Regions from separate parts of the Mus musculus genome. Here region 2 is linked to region 1. A link is a loop called in an ENCODE intact Hi-C map of the cell type or tissue named here. Cell type or tissue: heart. All regions are shown on one strand. Each heading gives the region's core, and the rest is flanking DNA. Links, peaks and the distances in the headings are about the cores only.

The links. A loop is a pair of places that touch in the nucleus more often than their neighbours do. Peaks named below come from ENCODE experiments on the same cell type or tissue, not always from the same donor. Only the 100,000 strongest peaks of a DNase experiment are listed, where the experiment ranks them.
Region 2: a loop joins it to region 1, with 2.0 times the contacts of the local background. A loop is called at or near these places in 2 of 42 quality-filtered maps.

What each region holds. Positions count from the first base shown.
Region 1 is chr7:101,106,775-101,109,681 of GRCm38, forward strand. It overlaps Fchsd2 (FCH and double SH3 domains 2), which reads left to right and starts at 2,001. Exons shown (of 20, transcript NM_001146010.1): 1 at 2,001-2,265. The coding sequence starts at 2,245. In heart, for the core only: a CTCF peak has its summit at 1,661; DNase peaks (open chromatin) are centred at 517, 837 and 1,637; H3K4me3 peaks cover 2,214 bases; H3K27ac peaks cover 2,269 bases.
Region 2 is chr7:101,180,938-101,183,844 of GRCm38, forward strand. The region is part of intron 4 of Fchsd2 (FCH and double SH3 domains 2); the gene reads left to right. Among named protein-coding and RNA genes, the nearest start is that of Fchsd2, 74 kb to the left of the region's middle. In heart, for the core only: no CTCF peak of the experiment used is centred there; no DNase peak of the experiment used is centred there.

The DNA.
Region 1 (2,907 bases), core at 182-2,681:
AAGGAATCAGTGAATGTTTGTTCAGTATTGACCATCTGACAGTGGTGAGGCTGAGAATAGGGCCACCTCCCGACCTCTAGTGGTTGTGCTTCAGAGGAGGTCAGGACTCTGGGTTCCCATCCACTCTTCCCTTGCCCCAGGCCTTCCTTGATCTGAATGAGGACACTGGTGGCAAATGGATGGCTTCAAGGAAACCAGAAACAGTAGAGTAGGCTTTGTAATTTATACACAGCTCTCAACTCTTGACTCCTCATCTCATCTGTTAGCATGTAGGTTAACTCAACATAAAACACCTGGGTAGGAGTTCATCTTCTGGTCACAGAGCCAGTAGGTTATCTGGTAAGTAAGTCATCCTGGTCTAGTCCAGTCTCATGGACTTCCTTTTTGGCCTGAACTGAGTTTCTGAGAACAGCTATCTGGGACTGCAAGTACTGAATGAAGTGGGGGAGGGGGGAGATCCAGCTCACACTGTGGCTGCCTGTGGAGCTGTGGCTCAAAAATAGTGCCTAGGAACGAGGAAGAAGGTTTTCTACTATTCCAAGCAACCCAAAGGGAGCCTGATACTCCTTGGGTGGTCTGGACAGAGTGAGAAGGTGCCTGATAGGACCCTGAGGAGAAAGAGCATTGTCATTGCCAGATGAGGTTGAGTTTATTCAAGTAGTTCAGGACAGGCAAAGTGAGTTGACCTAGAAGTCCTCCCTTCCAGACAAGGGCTTCCTTCAGAGGCTTCCTCCATGGCCCTTGCTGTCTCCCTATGGTTCTTAATCTCACCTAATCCTTTCCTCTGCCATGCTAGTGATGAACTCAGGGCCTCTCTGGCTGCTAGGCATGCGCCCTAACACCAAGCAAGATACCCCTCCTCACACTCAGCCCTTGGGATTCTAGGCATGCCATGTGACCTTGAGAATGGCTCCAATTCTCTGCGGACACCAGCCTTCCTATCTGTGATATGGGAGTGACCGATTCAAGAGATTTTCATTCTTTTCCTCAGTTGACTCCACGAGGTCTGGCTAAGTACTCTGGAATAGGGCATCCATTCCTTTGCCTGGCAATTTTAGGTTATTTCACCTGTCCTCCAATGGCATAGGTCTGGCACCTGCGGCTAGTTGTAAAAGGACTTGTTCATGCTAAATTTCTCAGTGCACGTTTAGCTGACTAGGAGGGAGGGTACGCTGAGGGACTGAGAGAAAGCAAAATCCCGAATCCTCTTAGGTACCTCCTTCCTTATTGCAAACAATCCCACTATGAGCCTAGCCCCCCTCGACTCCTGCCAAATTCCCACACAAACTGTGCAGCCGCAGATGCAGGCGGGAGGCGGGGGCGGCCTGTGCGCGTGCGTCGGAGCAGAGTCCTCTCCCTCCCACGTGCGCGCTCCCGGAGGAGTCGCGCGCCCCAGCGGGCTGGCGGGAAGGCGCGCGGGAAGCCCCCAGCTGCCTGCTCGGTGTGGGGGGAGGGAGGACGGGAAGCGTCCGGAACGTTCCATCGTCGGAGAGAACTGGGGTAGTTCTCGAGTCCCGTTCCCGTCCCCACCGTTCCCCTCGGCCGAACAATCCGTGAAGTTTCCCCCTTTCTCACACCGAGATCCGGAGCCCCGTGGCGCGGCCTGGCTAACCTCCCCCCCTCCACTCTGAAGCAGGCGGTGTGGCCGGGAGCGCATCCCCTCTGCAGCCGGAGCGGGGCGCTGTGGCGCGCGCCAGGGGCCGGAAATTCCCGCGGCCTGAGTGGTTGGCGGAGCTCTAACAGGGGAGCGTGGCGCCGCCTTCCTCCTTCCCGGGCCGGGCGGGGGCGTTGGGCACCGCGAGGGCCGGGCTGCCCGAGTGGGTGGGGGGCCGCCGCGTCAGCCAGCTGCAGCCGGGCCGCGGCAGGCGGCGAGCGCGGACGACGCGGCCGCTCCTCCTCAGCCGCCCGGCGAGCCGCGAGCCCCCCCCCCCCGGCGGCCCCCGCCCCCTGGCCGTCTCCGCCTCCTTCCCTCACACACCCCCCGGGCCGCCCGGGCCCCAGGCCTTCCCGGCGCTCCTCCTTCTCTCCACACTCGCTGCGACCCGGCTGCTCCTGCCGCTCGCCTGCCTCGCAGCCTCCGGGCCGATTCCTCTTCCTTCTCCTTCCCAGGCTCTCCTTTCACACACACACAAGCGCGCGCCCTGGCTTGCTGGGCCGCCCCATTTTCTCCAACCCTCCTCACCCTCACAGTCCTTTAAACGCCGCCGTCAGGGGTGGGCGGAGGATTGATGTCCCTTCAGCATCATGCAGCCGCCGCCGAGGAAGGTAAGGGCGCAGCTGGCGGGGGGCTTTGGAGATTTGGGGGGTGGCGGTGCGTACAAAGAACGCGGCTGGGGCGACCGCTGCGCCCCCTCCCCCTTCCCGCAAGGGACCGTGACCACTCTAGCTTCTTGGCTTGTCAGAGTTGCCGCCCGCCCCAAGCAGGGGGTCGCGTGTACGGGGTGTCTTTCTGACGGAGGGGCGGCCAGTGCTCCTCAGTACTAGGGAGGACACCTCCCTCCCCCCGAGACACTCGCTGGAGTTTTTTTTTTTTTTTTTTTTCTTTCGGGCATGCATGTGTGTGTCTGTCTGCATGGCAGTGCTGCCCAGAGCAAAGTGCATTCTCAGAGCTGTATGGGGGAGAGGCGGGGGAGCCCCTGCAGATTTGCAGAGCCTTGTGCGTGACGGATTGTTTAGTCTGCGCCAGGTTCGAGCCCTCCAGTCGCTTGTCGACACTCCACCCATTGGCAAATTCGCGGGGGGATTTGTTTCAAGTCTCGCCTCAAGATTTGGCCTTTTTTTCCCCCCACGGGGCTGCGGAAAAGAAGTTGGAACGGTCTCCGCCCTCCCACCCCAAGGGAAAGCAAATTAAGGATTGACGGGTCCTGCTTAACCCCCACCCCCCATCCCTTTTGCCCCGCCTCGGGC
Region 2 (2,907 bases), core at 135-2,634, 74 kb after region 1:
GTGCCCTCTTCTGATGTGCTACAGACATGCAAACAAAGCACCCACATAAACTAAATAAGTAAATATTGTCTGTAGGTTGACACTAACATCTTTATTAGAAAATATATTTCAGCTTAGAAAAGAAAAAGTCAGGTCTGTTTAGTTTCATCTTCTCTTTTCTGGGATGTTAAGTAGCTGCTTCTCTCTGCCCTTGATTGCTCCCCTTTCCAATTCCATTTGCTACAGTGCAACAAAACATATTTACCTTTCATCATGACTGTCTTCGTGTCTTTGTAAAATAGACCTTCCACTACACAGCTGCTTGAAAATCTTTTGTCTTCTTCCTTGCCAACAAAAGGAATTTAAATTTTAATTTATGATATTCAAAGCCATGAAAAGGCCTAGCTGCAAATTACCTGTGTCTTCTCATCTGCATCAGCTTCCCCTTTTGTCTTTGCTTCTCTAAGCTGGAGAGCCTCCACTACAGTTTTGCTGAAGTTTTTAATCACAGCTCAGCCAGGCTGCAAGTTGGTGTTCTCCCTTGACTTACAATAGTCTCCTTTCCTCCTGCTAGGATCAATAAGTAATACACAAAGATTTACATGTTACAACACTCCCTACTCCTTATTATCCCCTACTGTGAGTTAATCTTGTGAACTTACCATGTGCTTGGAGATTATATTTCTAGGCTTAGAGAAGATCAATGGTTTGGTTTATTATTTTTATTGATTAGTTAATTATTTTTCTTTTATTGAAAATAGATTCTTTTCTCATATAATATATCCTGATTATACTTTCCTCTCCCTCTACTCTCCCCAGATCTTCCCCACCTCTCCTCCCCTCCAGATCCACTCCCTTTCTGTCTCTCATTAGAAAAGAACAGGCTTCTAAGAGATAACAGCCAAAGATGACAAAATAAAATATAAGATGAAGCAAAAACTTTAATATTGAAAGTTGGACATAGCAACCCAACAGGAAAAGAGTCCCAAGACCAGATACAAGAGTCAGAGACTCACTTGTTCCCACAGTCAGGAATCCATAAAAATACTATATACACATAGTACTTAAAGTAGACCTTTGTAGGCCTTGTGCTTTCTGCTTTAGTTTCTGTGAGCTTATATACACCTTGCTTAGTTGATTCAGAAGACCTTGTTCTGGTGTCTTCCATCACCTCTGGCTCTTACAATCTTTCTGCCTCCTCTTCCAAGTGATTCTCTGAGTTCTGAGGGGAAGGTTTGACAGAGACCTACATTTTAGACTTTCTCTCTCTCTTTTCACATAATGTCTGGTTGTGTGTCTCTGCATCTGTTCCCATCTATTGCCAGAGGAAGCCTCTGTGATGGTTGGATAAGGAAGGCACTGATCTATGAATATAGAAGAACATCATTAGGAATCATTGTACTTATTATTTTTTAGACCAGTAGTGCTTGGTTTTACTTACGGTCTCTGGGCCATCTAGTCTCTGGTTCTTGGTTACCCAAACAGTGTTGGGTATGGGTTCCTTCTTGTGGAGTAGGCCTTAAGTCAAATCAGATATTGGTTGGCTACTCCCATAAATTCTGTGCTATCATTGCCCTAACATATTTTGCAAGCAGGACAGATGTAGGTCAAAGGTTTTGTGGCTAGGTTGGTGTCCATGTTTCTCTTTCGATACCCTGCAGAGTACCTTCCCACAACAAAGAGACTAGAATGTATGGGTAAAAGTTCCATGTCTGCTCAATTTGACTTCTCCATCTTCAGTGAGTTGTGTGGGTATTATTCTCAGCAATGGGGCTCTGCTATCAATTTCTGGAAAACAACTTTCTGTCTTAGCAACAGCCTGGGTTGTTTGGGAATTTCCATAGGATCCCCCTTGGCTAACAACTCAGTTGAATGCAACATAATTCCATCACTGGAAGCCTCCCCTGATGACAAGAGATGGCCAGTTGAAACTGTATTCCCCATTACTAGGAGACCTCATTAGGATCACCTTCCTAGATTCCAGGAAGTTTCCACTGCACTAGGTTTTCACACCATCTCCAAAATACCCCCCAGTTTCAACCCTTTCTCCTTGTACTCTCTCTCCATTCCATCTCCTCCTTCCTTAGTCCCCCCTCCCATACCCACTCATCTCCAGTCCACTTGTAAACTTTATTCGATATCCCCCTCCTAGGAAGATCTCAGTGCACACCACCCCCCAAACCTTCCTGGTTTCCTCTTTGGATCTACCTAATCTCTTTGGGTCTATAGATTGTAGCTTGGTTATCATTTACTTAACGGCTAATACCCCCTATAAACAAATACATATTATATTTATCTTTCTGGGTCTGGGTTACCTTACTTGGAATGATATTTTTTTTCTAACTCCATCCATTTGCCTGCAAATTTCATGATGTTTTTAACAGCTGAGTAATATTCAGTTGTATGAATATAATTTAACTGCTCTCCCCCAACAACATACAAAATGCTCTTACATTCTTTGCTCAGGTCTCTCAGTGCCAATATCTTATGTATCTATTGTATACTAAGTATCATAGCAAGGAAGCTGATCCTGGCTGGCAGTATTAAATTTTTGCTCAGTTTTATGACATTTAGATTGAAGTAATCACTATAGATTGTTGGAACAGGACAGAAGCAGGGGTCAGTTAGGAAACTTACATTAGTCCAGGCAAAAAGTGATAGTGGCTTGCAACAGATTGGGGCAATGCAGGAGATCGTTAGTAATCAGATTCTGTTATGTTTTCTAAGTTCAAGCAAACAAGATTCCTTGATAAAACCCTTGTGGGATTGAAAGAAAAAAAATCAGTGTTTCTGTAGCCATCCATGAGATTACTAAATATATTGCCAGAACAGAGTCTAGGAAAATCAAGAATTTGTTCTAGGGCAGGTTATGTATCCAAAGTTCTATACATATTTAATGTATGTTCAATAAGTAGTTGAAGGTCAGAG